2 separate regions of the Homo sapiens genome follow, and region 1 is linked to region 2. The links are chromatin loops, found by intact Hi-C in ENCODE. Cell type or tissue: heart left ventricle. All regions are shown on one strand. Links, peaks and the distances in the headings refer to the core of each region. The heading gives the core; the rest is flanking DNA.

Region 1 (10,412 bases), core at 779-8,778, 93 kb after region 2:
GTGAAGAAAGTCATTGGTAGCTTGATGGGGATGAAGAATTGCCCTTTACATTGGAATTATTCTTAGGTACTTCATAGTTTGCACAGTATTATTTATTTATTTTTGTTTCAACTTTTATTTTAGATTTATGGTGTACAGGTGTAGGTTTGTTACCTGGGTATATTGCATGGTGCTGAGGTTTGGGGTATGACTGATCCCATCACCTAGGTATTGAGCATAGTACCCAGTGGTTTTTCAACCCTTGCCCCCCTCCCTCCCTCCCCCATCTAGTAGTCCCCAGTTTCTATTGTTGCCATCTTTATGTACATAAATACCCAATGTTTAGCTCCCACTTATAAGTAAGAACATGCAGTATTTGGTTTTCTGTTCCTGCATTAATTAACTTAGAATAATGGACCCTAGCTGTGTCATGTTGCTGCAAAGGACATAACTCTGTTCTCTTTTATATCTGCATAGTATTCCACGGTGTATATATACCACATTTTCTTTATCCAGTCCACCGTTGATGGGCACATAGGTTGATTCCATGTCTTTGCTATCGTGAATAGTGCTGCAGTGAACACATGAGTGCATGTGTCTTTTCAGTAGAATGATTTATTTTCTTTTGGATATATACCCAGTAATGGGATCACTTGGTCGAATGGTAGTTCCGTTTTAAGTTCTTTAAAAAATCTCCAAACTGCTTTCCACAGTGGCTGAACTAATTTACATTCCCACCAACAATTGTTGAGGTATCTCCACAACCTCAACAGCATCTGTTATTTCATGACTTTTTAATAATAGCCATAGTGACTGGTGTGAGATGATGTCTCATTATCATTTTGATTTGCATTTTCTGATGATTAGTGATGTGGAACATTTTAAAATATTTGTTGGCTGCTTGTATGTGTTCTTTTAAGAAGTGTCTAGGCTGGGCATGGTGGCTCACGCCTGTAATCCCAGCACTTTGGGAGGCCGAGGTGGGCGGATCACGAGGTCAGGAGATCGAGACCATCCTGGCTAACACGGTGAAACCCCCTCTCTACTAAAAATGCAAAAAAATTAGCCCAGTGTGGTGGCAGGCACCTATAGTCCCAGCTACTCGGGAGGCTGAGGCAGGAGAATGGCAGGAACCAGGAGGCGGAGCTTGCAGTGAGCCGAGATCGTGCACTGCAGCCTGGGAGACAGAGCGAGACCCCGTCTCAAAAAAAAAAAAAAAAAAGAAATGTCTATTCATGTATTTTGCCCACTTTTTAATGACTTTTTTTTTTAATTGGATTGCTTAAGTTCCTTTTAGATTCTGGATATTAGACCTTTGTTGGATGCATAGTTTGTGAATATTTTCTCCCATTGTGGAGGTTGTCTGTTCACTCTGTTGATAGTTTCTTTTGCTATACAGAAGCTCTTTAGTTTAATTAGGTCCCACCGGTTAATTTTTGTTTTTGTTGCAATTGCTTTTGAGGAATTAGTCATAAGTTCCTTCCCAAGGTCAATGTTTAGGATGGTGTTTCCTAGATTTTCTTCTAGGGTTCTTATAGTTTGAAGTCTTATATTTAAATCTGTAATCTATCTTGAGTTACTTTTTGTGTATGGTAAAAGGTAGGGGTCCAGTTTTATTCTTCTGCATATGGCTAGCCAGTTATCCCAGCTTTATATATTGAATAGGTAGTCCTTTCCCCATTGCTTATTTTTGTCAACTTTGTCAAAGATCAGATGGCTGCAGGTGTGCAACTTTATTTCTGGGTTCTCTATTTTGTTCCATTGGTCTATGTGTCTGTTTTTGTACCAGTACCATGCTGTTTTGATTACTGTAGCCTTGTAGTATAGTTGGAAGTTGGGTAGTATGATGCCTTTGGCTTTGTTCTTTTTACTTAGGATTGCTTTGGCTACTTGGGCTTTTTTGTTATTGTTGCTCCATATGAATTTTACAATAGTTTTTTTCTAGTTCTACAAAAAATGACATTGGTAGTTTGATAGGAATAGCATTGAATCTATAGATTGCTTTGGCCAGTATGGCCATTTTAATGATATTGATTCTTCCAATCCATGAGGATGGAATGTTTTTCCATTTGTTTGTGTCATCCACGATTTCTTTCAGTGGTGTTTTGTAGTTCTTCCTGTAGAGATATTTCACCTCCTTGGTTAGGTGCATTCCTAGGTATTTTATTTTTTTTTTGCAGCTATTGTAAATGGGATTGCATTCTTGATTTGGCTTTCAGCTAGAATGTTATGGTGTGGAGAGGTGTTACTGAGTTTTGTGCATTGATTTTGTATCCTGAAACTTTGCTGAAGTTGCTTATCAGTCTAGGAGCCTTTCAGTGAGTCTTTAGGGTTTTCTAGGTATAGAATCATATCATTTGTGAAGAATGATAGTTTGACTTCTTCTTTTTTAATTTGGATACCTTTCATTTCTTTCTCTTGTCTGATTGCTCTGGCTAGCACTTCCAGTTCTGTTGAATAAGAGTGATGAGAGGGGCATCCTTGTCTTGTTCCAGTTCTCATGGGGAATGCTTCCAGCTTTTGCCCAATCAGTACGATGTTGGCTGTTGGTTTGTCATAGATGGCTCTTATTATTTTGAGATATGTTCCTTTGATGCCTAGTTTACTGAGAGTTTTTATGATGAAGAGATATTGGATTTTATCAAAAGTTTTTCTGCATCTATTGAGATGATCATATGGTTTTCATTTTTTATATACTTTGCATAGTATTTAAAATGGTATCTTAAAATTACATTTTCTAATTTGTTTGCTGGTAACAGAATTGCAATTAGATTTTTGCATATTGATTTTGTATCCAGTAAACTTGTTAAATTCTATTAATTTTAATAAATTATTTGTGCATCCTTTTAGTTTTTATGAAGACAATCATATCATCTGTAAATAGAGTTTTGTTTTTCATTTCTACTTCTTATACCATTTTTTCTTTTCCAGCTTTACTGTACCACCCTTAATATAATCTTAAATAAAATCTTAAATCTTAAATAATGGTTACCTAAGCTTGTTTATGACCTTACAGTCAGGTGATCTGCCCGCCTTGGCCTCCCAAACTGCTGGGATTACAGGCATGAGCCACCGCGCCCGGCCTTCAGTGTTTTTAACACAAAATAATCAATATTTGGGAGGCCAAGGCAGGTGGATCATGAGGTCAGGAGTTCGAGACAAGCCTGGCCAAAAGGGTGAAACCCCATCTCTACTAAAGATTCAAAAATATTAGCCAGGCGTGGTGGTGCGCGCCTGTAATCCCAGCTACTCAGCAGGCTGAGGCAGGAGAATTGCTTGAACCCGGGAGGCGGAGGTTGCTTTGAGCTGAGATCGTGCCATTGTACTCCAGCCTGGGCGACGGGGCGAGACTGCATCTCAAAATAATAATAATAATGTACCAGTCTGGTATATTTGGGGGTGGCACATCTTTCACTTCTTCGAGGGGCATGTAAGTTTTCACACCTCTACTATTAAGTGTATACACATGAAACTTATCAATGTCATTTAAGTAGACATTCATCTCTAATAGTATAGATGTCAAAGAACAAAGTCATCAGACACACCTTCTCTTCCAGAGTGGCCTGCCAGGTCAGATGATCCTACTTGGACCAGCTTCTCTTCAAACACTATGAGATGTTTTCTGTTACTTGTTACTTGATTCAGTGACAAACATCATTATCAGCCAAGCAACAGAATGAGGTAGGATGTGATTTCCATGAAATTGTCCCATTTATTTAGACAAATCCTTCACCTAGTAACCTCTAATGGTAGCTAGCAAGGCACTAAATGCTGGGTATCACAGAATTCTTTCTGGCACAATAAACCACAGGTAAGCATTTATCCTCCAGTAGGACCAAGTAATTCCTCAGGTCTAACCTCAGTTTATTCTTAGACAAATCCCAGGCTTTTCTGGAGGTAGCTCACTGACTTGTTTTCCCCAGACTGTGACCTAAGCCCCAACATGTCCATTGAGCACAGTCTTCCAAGAAACATCTTAAACAGTGCTCTCTGCCCTTCCCTTCCCTTTCTGGGCCCCCAAGAGAAGTCCTAGGCACAAGAAAAGTATCCCAAAGTAAAGATGATGGGAATAGCCTACTGCCCAGACGCTACCTTGACCTAACATCAAATCATACCTAGAGGGAATCTAGAGCTGCAAGGAGTGGCAGTGAAAGGGTAGGTAGCTCTAAATCCAGATAGAGAATATGTGAGATTGAGAGACATGGAGAAGACAGGGGAGTTTGACCAGAGTAAGATAAACGGCAGGCAACCAACACCACAAATGAGAAAAGGAGAGGGAGAAGAATGAGGATTGGAAGTAGACTGAAAAACGAAAAAAGACTAACAGAGGGTAGTGTGAGAGTGTGTAGAAAAGAGAGTAGGAGAGGAGAAAATAAAGAGAAATGGTTGGCAGAACTGAAAGTTAAGCAGGAATATACTTATCATCTATAAGCATCTGAAGATGAGGATGGGTGCAGTAGCTCACATCTGTAATCCCAGCACTTTGGGAGGCCAAGGCAGGAGAATCACTTAAAGCCAGAAGTTCAAGACCAGCACAGGTGACATAGTGAGTACCTGTCTCTATAAATTCTTAAAAAAAAAAAAAAAAGTATAAGCATCTGAAGGTGGAAGGGATCTGATACATCTTAGCTCCAAAACAACATGAAAAGTATAAGACAGACTTAATATGAACATAACAACTTCCTAAAAGTTACAATAGAGAGATAAGAGCATAAGAATTGTGACCGCTCATTCTTTGAAAATGGAAAAAGAACAAGATTTGTTGCCAGAGACAAAGAGACAGTTGAAAGTTCTCTGAAGGTCCATTCTAGAAAGGTTAGATATATGCCCTGCTCATAGCTTCCCTTTTCACACAGGGATGGTTGGATCCTTTCCACCCAATTGTGTGTAACCGTAAATTCCAGCCCCAGGAGGAAAACCATCTCCTATTAGGAAGGCATGCATGAGCCCCCACCCAGCCCTCAGCTCCAGCATGCACAGCATGGGTGGCTGCGGTAGCAGCAGCAACTGCTGGGCGAGTGAGTCTGGGAAGAGGTGGGTGACTGGGAAGAGCTTGACATGACTGTCTCCAAAAAGGTGCAAATCACTGTTAGCTGAGGGACAATTGTGAGGATTAGAATGTTTTTATTTTCCCTGAAACTTCAACCCATTCATCATTTTAAATTAGGTACACAGAGGTTGAGCATTTTTGCTTCTAGAAAAATACACCTTCAAATATCTCAAGTGCTTCCTAAATACAATCTTCTATAACCTGATAGCCACCAGCCCTTTCCCTCACACACTCCATTCTTCAATTCCTAAAACTTTTCCTCAGTTGGCATGGTCCCAGACCCAATTATCTTATTTTTTCACCTCTGAATACATCCTGGTTAATGGCTAATCCTTCAATATTGAGGGCTCTGGAGCAGATGCAATACTTCACTTGATGCCTGATGAAACCAGAGTAAAGAACATTACAACCAGCACTTTCTTCATCTGTTGATATTATGATTCTATGTATGCAGCCTGTGATGACCCTGGCATTTTCACCACCCCGTAACACTGCCAAATTACTAGTTTACTAAGTTCCAAAAGGTTGACCACCATTCATCCATCCTGTTTTATAATTGGGCTTCTGGGACCAAGTGGGTACCTTCTATTACCCCACAGCTATACCCTTGTGCTTTTCCCATCATCTTTCCTCCTCAAACAGGCCCCAGATGCTAAGGAATGGCAGCATAGTGACGGAATTTATCCTCGTGGGCTTTCAGCAGAGCTCCACTTCCACACGAGCATTGCTCTTTGCCCTCTTCTTGGCCCTCTACAGCCTCACCATGGCCATGAATGGCCTCATCATCTTTATCACCTCCTGGACAGACCCCAAGCTCAACAGCCCCATGTACTTCTTCCTCGGCCATCTGTCTCTCCTGGATGTCTGCTTCATCACCACTACCATCCCACAGATGTTGATCCACCTCGTGGTCAGGGACCACATTGTCTCCTTTGTATGTTGCATGACCCAGATGTACTTTGTCTTCTGTGTTGGTGTGGCCGAGTGCATCCTCTTGGCTTTCATGGCCTATGACCGTTATGTTGCTATCTGCTACCCACTTAACTATGTCCCGATCATAAGCCAGAAGGTCTGTGTCAGGCTTGTGGGAACTGCCTGGTTCTTTGGGCTGATCAATGGCATCTTTCTCGAGTATATTTCATTCCGAGAGCCCTTCCGCAGAGACAACCACATAGAAAGCTTCTTCTGTGAGGCCCCCATAGTGATTGGCCTCTCTTGTGGGGACCCTCAGTTTAGTCTGTGGGCAATCTTTGCCGATGCCATCGTGGTAATTCTCAGCCCCATGGTGCTCACTGTCACTTCCTATGTGCACATCCTGGCCACCATCCTCAGCAAAGCCTCCTCCTCAGGTCGGGGGAAGACTTTCTCTACTTGTGCCTCTCACCTGACTGTGGTCATCTTTCTCTACACTTCAGCTATGTTCTCTTACATGAACCCCCACAGCACACATGGGCCTGACAAAGACAAACCTTTCTCCCTCCTGTACACCATCATTACCCCCATGTGCAACCCCATCATTTATAGTTTCCGCAACAAGGAAATTAAGGAGGCCATGGTGAGGGCACTTGGAAGAACCAGGCTGGCCCAGCCACAGTCTGTCTAGCAGGAAGGCCCTGAAAGGAAAGCTCCTTCACCTGGGGAATGGGAGAGTTACCCCATCCCCAGCCCTGGCAGATGAGTAACTCTCCTATGCTGAAAGGCTCCAGGAAAGAGCGTTCATGGCTTCCTTGGCACTAGAATCAGACCTGAAAGTTCCTCCTGATGTCCAATGTCCTGATGTTATCTCTCTGACTTCACTTCCACATTGTTTTTTCTTGGACCTTCCTCGGGAGAATTTCGGATTTTCCTTAGTTTTTTTCCTCAGTTTCTTTTCCTCTTAAGTTCTCACAACAGGATTCAATAAATAAGTGCACTTAACTCCATTTTATTTGTATATACCTTTACATGCTAGTCCCCCAACCTGAGTTTCGTACATACATTTAGAAATAAACTCTTTTATTTTTCAGCTCTTCATTTTACTGTTTTTCTTTCTCAAATTCCACTCTCACTTCCTGGGTCTACCCTCATCTACCCAATTCCTGTGAAAAGTAGGTAAAGAAGCAAGAAAAAAAGGGCTGGGCGCAGTGGCTCATGACTGTAATCTCAGCACTTTGGGAGGCTGAGGATGGAGTTTGAGACCTGCCTGGGCAACATAGGGAGACCCATCTCTACAAAAAATTTAAAAAATGAACTGGGTGTGGTGGCACATGCCTGTAGTCCCAGCTACTGAGGAGGCTGAGGTGGGAGGATTGCTTGAGCCTGGGAGGTTAAGGCTGCACGAGCAATGATAGCACTGCTGCACTCCAGCCTGAGCAACGCAGCAAGACCTTGTCTCATTAAAAAAAAAAAAAATGAAGAAGAAGAAGGAAGGAAGGAAGGGAGGGAAGGAGGGAGGGAGGGAAGGGAAGGGAAGAAAGAGGGAACTAGGGGTAAGTACTCACATAAGAAAAGTCAGTTAAAGAAAAAAAAAAGATCAGCACCCTGAACTTCATCTTCTTAGCTTCCACCAGTCATGGGGGGAGAATGATACTAAATGTCAACAGTGCACTCAATTTGTCTGTGTTGTGTGTTGTCGGGGACGGATGGGTGATAGAGGCCAGTGTGCCAAACCCCTTCTCCTAAATCCTCTAGCTTCCTTTAGCAACAGGACCGTCTGCATGATATTTCCCTTCCCATGCAAGTGGCAAGTGCCTCTACCAAGCTTCTCAGGTTACCTATTTCCTTCCCTGTTATCCATACCCCAAATTAACTCCCCTCTCCCCCTACTGCCTTCCTTTTTCTCTTCCATCTTTCATTTCATTCCACCTCAATCCTACTCCACCTTACCTCCTCATCTTACATGGATCCCTGTATTTTAAGGAACCCTTCTGCATACTACCTCTACCATTGCAGAAGTCTTTCAATTTGTAACCCTGCCCTCTGTGGCTTCCTCTAGCTTCTCACCTTAACCAAACACAGCTTTCTTTGAGAAGGTACTACATCCTCAGCAGTTCTCTTTCTTTGAAAATTGCATTTTTCTCATACCCCTTCATAATAAAACAAGGGGGTAGGCCTGTTCTTTATTTCGCAGTGCACTTCCATAATATGAATGGACCTCATTTGGGATGCTCTCAAATAGATGTACTGCCCTTTCCACTCCTGCGCATCACACACTACCCTTTGCAATGATGACTTAAAACAGTAGCTTCTGGCAGCACGTGGTGGCTCACACCTGTGATTCCAGCACTGTGGGAGGCCAAGGTGGGCAGATTACTTGAGGCCAGGAGCTCAAGACCAGCTTGGTCAACATGGTGAAACCCCGTCTCTAATAAAAATACAAAAATTAGCTGGGCGTGGTAGCGCATGCTTGTAATTCTAGCTACTTGAGAGGCTGAGGCAGGAGGATCACTTGAACCCAGGAGGCAGAGGCTGCAGTGAGCCATAATTACACCACTGCACTCCAGCCTGGGTGACAGAGTGAGACTCTATCTCAGGCAAAACAAAACAAAACAAAACAAAACAAAAACAGTAGCTTCACTCCACAAAACTCCAATCTTTTGAGTCCAAATTGATTTCTCCAGAAATCAGAGGATGTGAGAAGCTCTTCTTAACAAGGAGAAAGGAGAAACCACTGTAATTGGGAAGAAACGATAAATGCAGAACCTAAAATTTCCATTGTCAAAATTTGCATCAAAGTTAAACAGGCAAGAAAGACCTTAAGACTATTGCAATACGAGATTAAACTCAACACTACTCAAACAAGGGTCTGGGAAGTTTTTAAGAGCTGCTGTACGGGAAATCACATGACATCTGTGTTTGCTAACTGCAAAGGAAAAGGACACTTTCTTGTATCTTCAAAACAAGCTGTAGTTTTACAATTCCAAACAAGGCACCCACAGGAGGTTAGGCTCCCACCCTCCCACAGAGACTGAGAGATAGGGGTGCTATCTTCCTTGATGATTACATTTCAAAGGGATGGCTCACAGGTCCTTGAGAAAGACATTCCCTAGGTCGTAAAACTGGCATAAGCTTCTAAGGAGATTTATACACATTTCAAAGGAGCAGAGAAGAATTTTGCAATCACAAGTTTTCTAAAGTAAACACTCAAAGAAAGGGGAGGTCAGGGCCCTAACATCCAGAAGAAACCTGTCTAAAGTTGTCAGGCTGAGGTGAATGTTAAGGCTCTTTTGGTCACCACTGAGAACAACAACAAAAAGGTCCCAATCTTTCCCCCTAGGGTCTCAGCTTCTTCTCTAGGTTTGAAAATTCCTATCTCAAAGAGGAAAAAGTGAAGGAAAGGAAGAAAGGGAAAGGAGAAGAAAGACTGCTTTTAAAAAGTTTTCTAAGAAATCATTTCTTAGCTTTACATTTGCCCAGCACTGACAGACGCTGAGATTATAAACAAGACAGTTCCAGCTTTTGAGAATCTCAGTCTAGTAGGGCAGGCAAGAACAAATAATGGTAATAGAAAGGGCAAGCGTTATAAAAGGCCTACACAAAGTACTTTGGAAGCACATATGATAACATACTTATTAAGCACTTATATTGTAAGAGCTTTCCATTTAATCGTCACATAACCTTATGAGGTACTAGTATTATCTCAATGTTGAGATGCAAAAACTGAGGCTCATAGAGGTCAAATACTCAAAATCCACAGCATTTACAATGGCATAGAGGCCTGCGCCTATAATCCCATACACTCAGGAGGCTGAGGCGGGAGGATTGCTTGACCCCAGCCTGCAGTAAGCTATGATCCCGCCACTGCACTCTAGCCTGGGCGACACAGCGAGATCCCATCTCTAAAAAAAAAAAATTAAACTAAAGAAAAATAATAGAACAGCATAGCTCCTGTTCCTAAGCCTGCACTCCTAAGAAGGTCCAGGACAGCGCAGGCTTTATACCAAGGAGGTGATACTGGCTGCGCCGTTAAAAATACGCTGGAGTTGTAACGTAGAAAATTGGGGCGGGGGTTCGATACCGGGGACGAGTGAAATTCCAGGCAAGAGGAATCGCCCGCTTCGTCGTAGAACTGGTGTTGTCAACATGGATGGCGGAAGGTGAGCTGGGGCCCGGAATGCTGGCAAAGCAGGCCGAGTGACCTAGAACTGCTTTTTCAAGGACGAGCACTGTCTCATTCAAGGCCCTGGGCTCCCGGAGGCCCGGGCGCCAGACGGGAACGGACGCGAACCGAGCTCGCACTAGAAGCCACGGCCCTGGCCGCGTCTCCCCTGCCGTAGCTTCGGCCCTGGTCCCTGGTCTCTGGAGGACACAAATTGCCCCCAGACTCTGCGAAAACCCATGAAAATGTAATTAACCAGAAACCACCCTGAAACTGCACGGCACTTCCCAGTCCCCTTTCATGTCC
Region 2 (10,412 bases), core at 880-8,879:
GCAGCCCATGACAAGTTACTCAGCTTTCTTATCTATAAAATTGAGGTACCAATACCACCCTGGCAGGGTTGTCATGACATTAGTAATGATTTATAATAAACTGTCAAACACTGGGCCTGGTACTTAATATGTATCTAATAATCAATTTAAAATAATTTAATAATACATCTTATTTACTATCTAAAAAGTAAGGTGATTAGATGGGTTAGCATTTCCAACTTTATAGCTGAATAACCATGAAGCTTTGCAATACCTAATAAACACAGTACAGTCTTTTCCACAACAAAGTGTTGTCATGTGTCACAAGGCTGGCCAAAGCCTGAATCTCTGATGGGCCATTTAGTGACTAATGAATAAGAGGTTAGAAAATGTAATGAATAAGCAAGTTCAAGTAGGCCTACATGGTAAAGAAGAGTCAGAACAGGACTTACACACAAATCAAGGTTATCGTCTGATAAGGGTCAGGCTCCAAGTGAAATCACCACATAGACTTTGAAGTGATTTTATAGAGAAGGGTAAGAATGAGGGCTTCTGTGGGTCCACTGTAGGGGTTTAGTGTATAACACTGTGATGATATGTAATATTGATGTTAGAAAGTATTGAATATACTCAAGAGTTTAGAACCAATTAGAAGATATAAGCAAAGCACAGCTGCTATAATATGATTGGATCCAGACAGTGTTATAACTAGATTGGTGGTATATCTCTAGAAGAGTGAGAAAATGGTGCAGAGTTTTACTTTTAACCCTTATGAGATAATAATGATGATAATAATAACTATAATAATATTCTTGAGTGATTAATATGTCCAAAGGTCATTTATTTTACATTTATTCATTTAACTGATCTTTCTTAAGCACCAAGTATGTGTTAATAGGCATTACTTTAATGGAGAATAGGATAGTTAACAAGTCGGACAAGATTCCTGCTGTTATTTGGCATATTTTCTATTGGATTTCGTAGATTATCATATATAAGTCTTCCAACAATGTCTTACAAGTATTATTAAAATTGTTTTATAGATAAGGAAACCTGAGGAACAGACAAGTTAAATAACTTTCTGAAACTCACAAAGCCAGCAAGTCAGGAAATAAATCCAGGTGGTCTAAGGTCACTGTTTTAGTCAGTCTGGGTACTAAAACAAAGTACCATAGCCTAGGTGGCTTATAAACAACAGATATTTATTTAATATTTTATTTAATGGATTTAATATTTATTTATTAAATATTAATATAATATTTATGGAGGCTGGAAGTTTGAGATCAGAATGTCAGCATGGTGGAGTTCTGATGAGGGCCCTCTTCCAGGTTGCAAACTGCCAGCTTCTTATTGTAGCCTCACATGGAAGAAAGAGAGGGAGGTAGTTCCCTGGCCTCTTCTTATAAGGGCACTAATTCCATTCACGAGAGCTCCACCTTCATTACTTAATTACCTCCCAAAGATTCCACCTCCAAATATCATCACACTGTGGATTAGCTTTCCACATATGACTTTTAGGGGTATATAACATGTAGATCATTGCAAAGGCCTTTGGATATTAACCAATAATATAACCAATAACTGGATATTATCCAATAACATGGATATTATTTCAGTGCTGCAATAGTCCAACTTTTATAAACCCAATTAAGGATATCAATAAATGTAACCAAGTTAATATTATAAGTCAGAGATTTTTACAACTTTCCATAAATTTCAAGTGAAAGAATTTTTAGAGCCCAATTTTCACAATGTCGTCTGAGTTCCACAAGAACCAACTAATAAAATACCCTAGCACACATTTGTCATAACAAATGTCGGTTGTAACTGGAAATCCACATTAAATTTGAATATTCCCCAATAGTTTAAAAAGTAATTATAAATATTCTTTTCTAGCTACATGTATTTATTTATGTATTAGCCCATTCCCAGCAGATTTTATTTCATTCTTTCACAGTAAACAAATTCAGGGAATTTTTACTGTAAGTTTTACTGTAGTTCAAATCCAGTAAGTTTTACTGTAGTTTTCATGTTAATAATTTATATGGGTTAAAATAAGTTTTACTGTAGTTTTCATGTTAATGGTTTATATGGGTTAAAACTTGTACCCTCATTCTTAATTTTGTGGTACTCTATAGTCACCATATGAAAGAAATAAAGTTACTTTTGGGGAAATTACTTGAATAAGGTCAAATGAGATCTGCAACTGTGGGATACACTTTTGTCAACATTTTAAAAGGCCAACCAGGCTTTGGTCATTGTACATTGATATGGTATAGGCCTATGCTTTGATTATATTCATTTCAAAGCTCTGTATTAATTAGGAAATAATGGCTCATTCTGAGAGGAAATGATTATATTTGATTTTGAGAATTTTGCATTTGAGCTGATAAAATGAGATACACCAGAAAAAAGTGAAAACATGAAAATTAAGCTTCAGTGAAAGTGAAGTATAGGAAGGTTTTAAATATTTTGATAATTAATAGATTATATATCATATCAATATATTATATATTCCTCCCTGACCTCATTCTTGAAATCTCACCCAATCCTTGACCTTCCCTGGCAAAGATCAAAATTGAGAAAAAGATCGGGAGTGGGGTAAGTCTCAGGAATAAAATAAGAGGGCACCTGATGTTCACATTGCTTGGTAATGAAAAATAATAAAGGCTTTTTAAAGCAGTGTTAATGTGTCACCAAGGTCATTAAATCAGTTTGGAACCTGGCAGCATTTGTGCACACGAGTAACCAGACTCCCTATTGCAAGCCCTCATGTAATTTTAAAGTGGGTCATAGAGTCTAGGTAGCTTTGGAAAAACTTTTTTCCAATGTGAGCTCTTTTCTCTATAGGTACTATTCTTTGACAAGCCAGGCCAGATAGTCTGGATTAGTCCCTGCTTATGCAATGCAGGCTGCTACGTTTAAAACACGCTTTTATTCATTTTTAAAAGAAATGCATGCTTATTAATCACAGTTTGGAAAACCGGAAATTAGAACGAAGAAAAAATAACCCATAGCTTCACCATCCAATACCTTATGCAAATTTAGAAGTATTTTCTAAATCTTGTTTTATTTGTATAGTTAAAAAAACACTTGAAATCATATTGTATAATTATGAATGCTGGATTTTTTACTAAACATTGTAAGTATTTTACTATGTTGTTAGACATATAAATATTAACTTTCATGTATTTAAAAAATTAAAGAAATTTTTAAAGATCAAACTTAAGCTACTGCATAGTATTCCAGAGTTTATTTAATTATTGCCCTTTGACAGTTACTTATATTTTTTTCTGTTTTTAATACTGCAAACATGCTACACTGGATATCCTTTTATATTCTTCTTTGTGTATATATGTATATAATTCTCTGGGAGAGTTCTAGAAATGGAATTCCTAGTTGAAGGGTATATACATTTATATTTTGGTATATATTGCCAAATTGCCCTCCAAAAAGGCTGGGCTAATTTAAATTACTCCCAACAGTGTTTTATTGTTTGTTTGTTTGTTTGTTTTGAGACAGGGTCTCATTCTGTTGCCCAGGCTACAGTGTAGTGGCACAATCATAGCTCACTGTAACCTGGAACTCCTGGGCTCAAACAGTCCTCTCAGTGGGATCTTGCTACGTTGTTCAGGCTGGTCTGGAGCTCCTGGCCTCAATGGATCCTCCTGCCTCAGCCTCGGTGGGATTACAGGCATGAGCCACCATGCCTGGCTGTGTTTTATTGTTTTAATTTGCATTTCCTTATCGGTGCAACTGAGCATCTTTTCATCTGTTTATTTTTACTTCTTCTTTCGTGAATTGTTCTTCCTATCCTTCTCTAGTTTTTCACTGGGCTATTTATTGACTTGTAGGAGCTCTTTATATTCTGGGAGACAGAGAAATGACAGTGTCAGATAGGAGCTGGTCCAGTTGTTCTCTACTTAAACGGTAACAGAGAACACCAACATCAGACAAGGTTATTCTGTATCTGTGATAAAATAAGACAAAAAATATGACCACTCTGTAATTATGTCTGAGCAAAGATAAAAACAAGAACACTGTGCAAATCACAAAAATGACCACAAAAGTGAGGGCCTGCTGCTGTTTTACCCATTTACAACTTTAGCTCCATTGGATACCTCCTACCTCCTAGATGATAATTAAGATATGCAATCATGGAATTGCTTCACTTTCTGAAAGACTCACCCCAATATTTGACACAAGCCCAAACCACAAAACAATCCCCTCTTAACTGCCTCTTACTGAGATATCTCACAGGTTCCCCGGCACACAATCTCTTTTTGCAACAATTAATAGATCCAATTCTGTTTGCCTACAAGTATGTTTTCTGGTATCTTTGGACCTCTGGATGTTAATCCTTTGCTCTGATGCTTGATACAGATAATTTCTCCTGGCCTTTCTTTTGTCTCCTAACTTTGTTTATGGTATCTCTGTTACTGATACGTTTCTAATTTTATGTTTTCAATTTTATCAATCTTCTCCTTTATGGCTTCTTTAGCTTTGTGACTTGTTTCCCTACCTTAGACTATAAATAGTATTATACCATATTTTCTTTTAATATTTTTACAATTAAAAAATGTTTAGCTCTTTAATTCATCTGGACTTTACTTTTGTGTGCAGGTAACGAAGATCGAAGTTTTTTCTAAATCTAGGACACTTCAGGACTTAATTCACACCCATGGCTTTCTCTGGGTGGCTTTCCTTGACTCTCTCCCACCACCTCAACAATCTGGGTTAGGCGTCCTTGCGTTTTATTCCCATAGCACACATCGCAACAATCATCACTTAGAATAGTTTGCTTGAGAGCAAGAGCAGTGTTTTATTCATAATTGTATCTCCGTGTCCAGTAGGTTGCCTGCACAGTAGGAGTTTAACCAATATTTATCGATTGACTGTCCTCCTTACTTCTCCTTGAGAGCAGGGGCTGGATCGTATTTGGTGGGCCTCTACCGGGTAGATATGAAATTGAAATAAACCAGAGATTCAGTCCCTGTACTGTTGCCATGGCAATGCGGCGGCTTCTTCAGGTCTGCAACTTCAGTTGTGCACTACAATTGGCTAAGTAATCGAACGCTTGTCTCACTCCCCTTCACAATTTTCTCCCCGGCTGCTACACTTAAAACTAAAATTACGTAAACGGAAGGAATGATTTCCGTGCAGTTTCGCCAAAGCCCCTTTCCTGGATTCTGGCTCCTTCTTCTTGCCCCAAGGCTGAGGGGATGCAAGCAGTGACTCCTGTCCTCGGGTACCTTGCAGAGTCCTGGGGCTAGCTTAAGAGGTGCTGGAGAAAGACTGGGCGCCTGGAGTGGGTGGAAGCAGAAAGCTTCTATCTCATGGCGCACCCGTTTCCCGCACCCTGAAGCCTGGCTGGATCGGCCCTGTCCCGGGCTCCGATAGCCTGCACCGAGCGCACCAGCCGTGTGCTAATGGTCGGAACATGCGCACCTTTCTAGGAAGACTGTTAGAAGACGGGAGGCTGGGCTGTGGCCTGTGGGAAATGTAGTCTCAAGGCGTCCTGTGTCCTGGAGCCTGAGAGGCGGCGCTGCCTCAAAATGCTGACTCAGTCATTGACTGCTGAGGGAAAAGACTGTCGTGCTTCTTATTACTGAGGCATAAACGAATGAAAAATGGGTGGGAGACTATAGATAATCTGGGGTAGAATTTGGTAGCCTCCTAATTTTCACCCTCCTGAAGAACTGACCCTACTGTCCTTCCGTCTCTTTCCTTAAAAGTGTTCCAGAATCTAGCTCAGCCTTTCATTCTGCTCACCTAAGCATTTTGGGTGTGTAGGTGGGAAAGTGGGTGGGGCGAGGGGTGAAGGGGGTCGTGTCAGGTTTTTCTTTCTTTTTGTTTGTTTCCTTGAGAGTGCAAACTGGAAAGCCCAAATATGTAAAGGTGCCCAGAACAGTGCTCGGCGCAAAATAGCCAGGAGGTATATGATGTTTGTTGAATTTAATATGATAAAGGGCTTTGAGAGGAAAATGATTGCCCACCGTGGGATAAGGACTTGGGAGGCAGAATATATGGTGTGAGTCAAAGGATCTGTGGTCCTGGCACATGGCTTGACCCTCCACAGTACATCTTGGTCAGCTGCTTCATTTCACAGAACACTGAGATAAAAGGGCCCTGCCTGCCCAAGGTCCACCACTACACAGCAACAGCATTGAAACTAGAACCCAGGGCTCCCCTCCCATGGTTTACCTCCAGGTCAGACAATGAAGTGTGGAGATCAGCTTCTCACACCTCTGAGGGTAAATAAAGGCTAGGAAGGCAGTGTCAAGGAAAGACGATGCCAGAATCTGGCCTTTCTTCTAAGACAGATTGAGGTCTCCTGCTCTTCAGTAATGTGTTCTGTAGGTTAGCTAAACAAAGAGAGTTTACCCTTCCTGTGAGTCTCAGAAAGGAATGAATAACTATTTGAATTGCCAATGACAAGGAGCATGGAACCCAGGAAATTTAAAGTAAACTTTCAACTGTATCCTAAAATCCATATGATTCCTCCCATTTCTCCCCTCCTCCTCCTCCTCCTTCTTCTTCTTCTTCTTTCTTCTTCTTCCTTCTTCTTCCAAATCCATGGAGTAAAGTGATAGCAAGTTTATTAAGAAAGTAAAGGGAGGCCGGGCGCCGTAGCTCATGCCTGTAATCCCACTTTGGGAGGCCGAGGCGGGCGGATCACGAGGTCAGGAGATCGAGACCATCCTGGCTAACACGGTGAAACCCCGTCTCTACTAAAAATAGAAGAAATTAGCCGGGCTTGGTGGCAGGCGCCTGTAGTCTTGGCTACTCGGGAGGCTGAAGCAGGAGAATGGCGTGAACCTGGGAGGCGGAGCTTGCAGTGAGCTGAGATTGCCCCACTGTACTCCAGCCTGGGCGACTGAGTGAGACTCCGTCTCCAAAAAAAAAAAAAAAAAAAGAAAGAAAGAAAAGTAAAGGGAAAAAAGAATGGATACTCCATAGGCAGAGCAGCCTTCCTCTTCTTAATGATAATTATCATCAGATCTATAGTAGCCTCTGGAATGATGGAGTTAGAAGATTTCATTCTTTCTTTCCTGGATCCCTTTAGAAATTGAATTCCTAATTGAGTGATGACCAGCCGCATGGCAAATGGAAAGAGCAGAGGCCTTGGCCTTAGAAAAGCCTAGATTCAAGTCCTAACTCTATAATTAAAACTAAATGATCAAATTACTTCTCTAAGTATTCTCATCTGTTAAAAGGGGTAATAGTACTTACTTCTTAAGGCTGTGGTAGAAAACAAATGAAATTTTTACTGGAGTTAAGCACCTACCACAAGGTAAAAGGGACATTGGTTTCACTCAGTTCCCCAAAAGTACCTGAATTGTAATTCAGGAACTAAAAAAGTAAGAAGCACAAATAGACACTTTTAGAGGAAGTTCTAGGCAACATCTTTCTCCCTGACAGGATAGTCTGCAGGAGTATATGATAGGAATTTGGAATGCTAGCACCTAGAATGAGATGGTATTTAATTTCCACAGAGCTCCTGTGTGTACAAGGGTATACTTCTGAAAATCTGTATCTCTTTTCTTAGAAGCTGGCTCTTTCCTGGCCTACAGTTATAATCTGACCTACATAATGCCTTCAGGGCCAGACATTGGAGTCAGAAGGGTACCCTGTGGTAAAACTCAGGAATATTCCCCCGGAATCAGGAGTTCAACCTGTGGGAACTCTTTTGGCTCTAAGATTTCCTACCGTAGCGTTTTTGAATGAACTGTGACTCAATTCTAGAAGCTGTACCTTAAGGGTACAGCTTGAGGCCAGAACCACACTCAGAAACAGATCCTGGAGTTCTAAGAATTTGATCCTGTAAGAGTCTCGGGAGTTCACAAAGTAGGTGAGATGGGGCACTTGGGTGATCAGAGAGATAGGGAGTTTAGAAGGGCAGAGGTGGAGAGAAGGAACAGGGCTCATTGCCTCTGTTTATAAGGAAACACACACAAATTCAATATACAGAATACTGGTAGGTGGTTTTTGAGAATTATCTGGCAGAAAACAAAGTAGTGAACAGTGAGGAAGGACTTTATGATGGGGCTAGCATCCCTTCTTTGTCTTTGGAAGATTTATATTTCTTTTGGGCCCCTAATCCTTTGCGAGACAGGTTAGTGATTCTTTCCTGAGGTTCCATAGCTCCCAATATTTATCTGCCTCTTTGCTTGAAGTTATAAACTATGGTAGGACAGCAGAGGTCACGATAGTAAAGGATGAAACTGGAAGTAGAAGCCAGGGCAACAAATTCAAGTAGAGATTGCAAGGTCCTTCAGCTAACTCTCTGTACTCTCTATCTCAATGGATCTTAGGCTTTAGGCCAGAATCTTTCAGAAATTTCTTTAATGTCACTAACAACGTCTGAAAACAGGTCTTTTCCCTCTTCCCCTTCCTCTTGTTTCTTAGGGTTATGCAAAATTTAACTCAATATAACAAGAAGTCTTAATCCTGAATGCTATAGGAACAAGAAATGGTCTTCTGGTTGCAATCTAGAAACAGGACCAGGAAGTCCTTCTGATGGGGTTGGCTGGCATCATTGAGTCCACAGTAGAGAAAACTGATACCTAACCTGAAGAACTGCCCTAAAAAGAGGGGTTACAGCATCTGCATCCCAGATTGTGGGAACAGAGATGGCCCAGGTAAACGAAGGGAAATGTTTCAGTAGGTTAATCCCAATATAGATGAATGGGGCAGAGAATAGTTTATCACTTCTATCCCTCTGCATCCACCCAAAACTTCTTAATCTCACCTGAGGCAAATTCAGATTGGGACAACCCTAAGTCTCAATGTTCTCAAGGCCCACCAAGAGAAGCTCTCAAAAGCAAAATACCTTTCTAACTAAATTTTATGGAAAATAGATCCAGATTTCAAGTTAATGATGAAAAAATACATTTTAGCTTTCATTTTTCTAGGGTTGTTAGTAGTACTACCTTTGGGAAGATAGAATAGTAGTGAGGAAAATCAAGATATTACTAGTTTTTAGTGATTTTCTTCTTTTCTGGATCATCCACCTTCCTAGTTTTCCACTCTTCCCACTGACAGTAATTCTAGAGACTGGAACATGACATCCCCAGATGGCATTTTCTTATAGTCAAATCCTAAGTAAGTTTTAATTATCTTTGTTTCTATTGAGAAAAACAATAGGCTATAAGTTTATGATTCAGAAATCATAAGGCTGAAGAATGGGGACTACCATGAAATGTCATGATAAAATTTGACAAAAAGCTTTGATGGTGTGAGGCTATAAGAGGTGATTTTCTGAGAGTTTGGAGTGTGTGTTTGCTTGTAAATGTGTATTTCTGGAGTATGATCTCAAAAAGGTGCTAAAAGAGGAGATATGCTCAGACATATACCCATCCTGTGATGCTGAGTTTTTAAGTCTCATTACACTGAAAAGGTTTTACAGTAAACTTTTTCTTTAAAAGGCCGGTTAGTAAATATTCATTACTTTGCTGGCCACCTGGTCACTGTCACAACTACTCAAACCTGCCATTGTAGCACAAAAACAGCCAGAGACCAAATGTAAACAATTGAGCAGGGATATTGAAATATGAATTTCATACAATTTTATGTATCATAAAATGTTATTATTTTGATTTTTTCAACCATTAAAAAATGTAAAACTATTCTTATACAAAAATAGGCTGCAGGCTGAGTTAGCTTAAGAGTTTTTCTAAGTCTACAAAATTTCATTGTGCATTTTGGGAAGAAACAGGGCGTGGGTTGTAGTGTCAACTGTGAGCGTTTACAAGGGGAGAGCAAGCTGGATATTCCAAGTGAATATCCAACTTAAATATAGGACAAAATCAGACATTATGGCCCCTCTTGATTAACAGAATATGTGCACACTAAGAATAAAGACAAATAGTACTAAAAGACGTTGTAAATACTAAAAGACGTGGTAAGTATACTCTATGACATTTGCATAATGACAACATTAGCTAATGACACATTTCTCAAAACTTTTCCCCATTGTTAAGCAACACATGGCTATATTGTGGTGATAGTTTCCTCCCACATGATAGTCTCTTTGGCTCTTTTTCTTACTTCCTAGGAGATATCCTTAACTTTATTTCCCAACTATTCTATTGAGATTTCCATTTCTCTTATCATGTTTAATTCTAAGAACTCTTGTTTGTTTTATAATATCATTTGTATAGCATCCTGTACTTGTTTTGTGGATGCAGTTTATCTCTCTGAGTATTTTTCGGTTTTGACTTTTGTTTTCTTCTCTCTGCATATTCTCTGTTTCCTCCAAAGTGCTTTTTTTTTCTATTAGTTTGGTTTGGTCTTTATCTTTTATATCGGAAGCTTTCCTCATTTGTCTGGTGATACTTGGTTGTCTGTTTACAATTAGAGTGGAAGACTGTAATATGAATTGGAATTCTGAGTGCTTTGGCACTTATCAACTTATCAACTTTGAGCTGTTT

What was found. Hi-C counts contacts between places; a loop is a spot of excess contacts. Peaks named below come from ENCODE experiments on the same cell type or tissue, not always from the same donor. Only the 100,000 strongest peaks of a DNase experiment are listed, where the experiment ranks them.
Region 1: it touches region 2 in a loop (2.3-fold over the local background); 10 of 110 quality-filtered maps call a loop at or near these places.

What each region holds. Positions count from the first base shown.
Region 1 is chr12:48,198,559-48,208,970 of GRCh38, reverse strand. It overlaps OR10AD1 (olfactory receptor family 10 subfamily AD member 1), which reads left to right and starts at 5,679. Exons shown (of 1, transcript NM_001004134.1): 1 at 5,679-6,632. The coding sequence starts at 5,679. The coding sequence ends at 6,632. The region is part of intron 1 of LOC102725258 (a long non-coding RNA gene); the gene reads right to left. In heart left ventricle, for the core only: no CTCF peak of the experiment used is centred there; no DNase peak of the experiment used is centred there.
Region 2 is chr12:48,291,775-48,302,186 of GRCh38, reverse strand. The region is part of intron 3 of LOC105369753 (a long non-coding RNA gene); the gene reads left to right. Among named protein-coding and RNA genes, the nearest start is that of H1-7, 32 kb to the left of the region's middle. In heart left ventricle, for the core only: no CTCF peak of the experiment used is centred there; a DNase peak (open chromatin) is centred at 5,456; H3K4me3 peaks cover 1,063 bases; H3K27ac peaks cover 273 bases.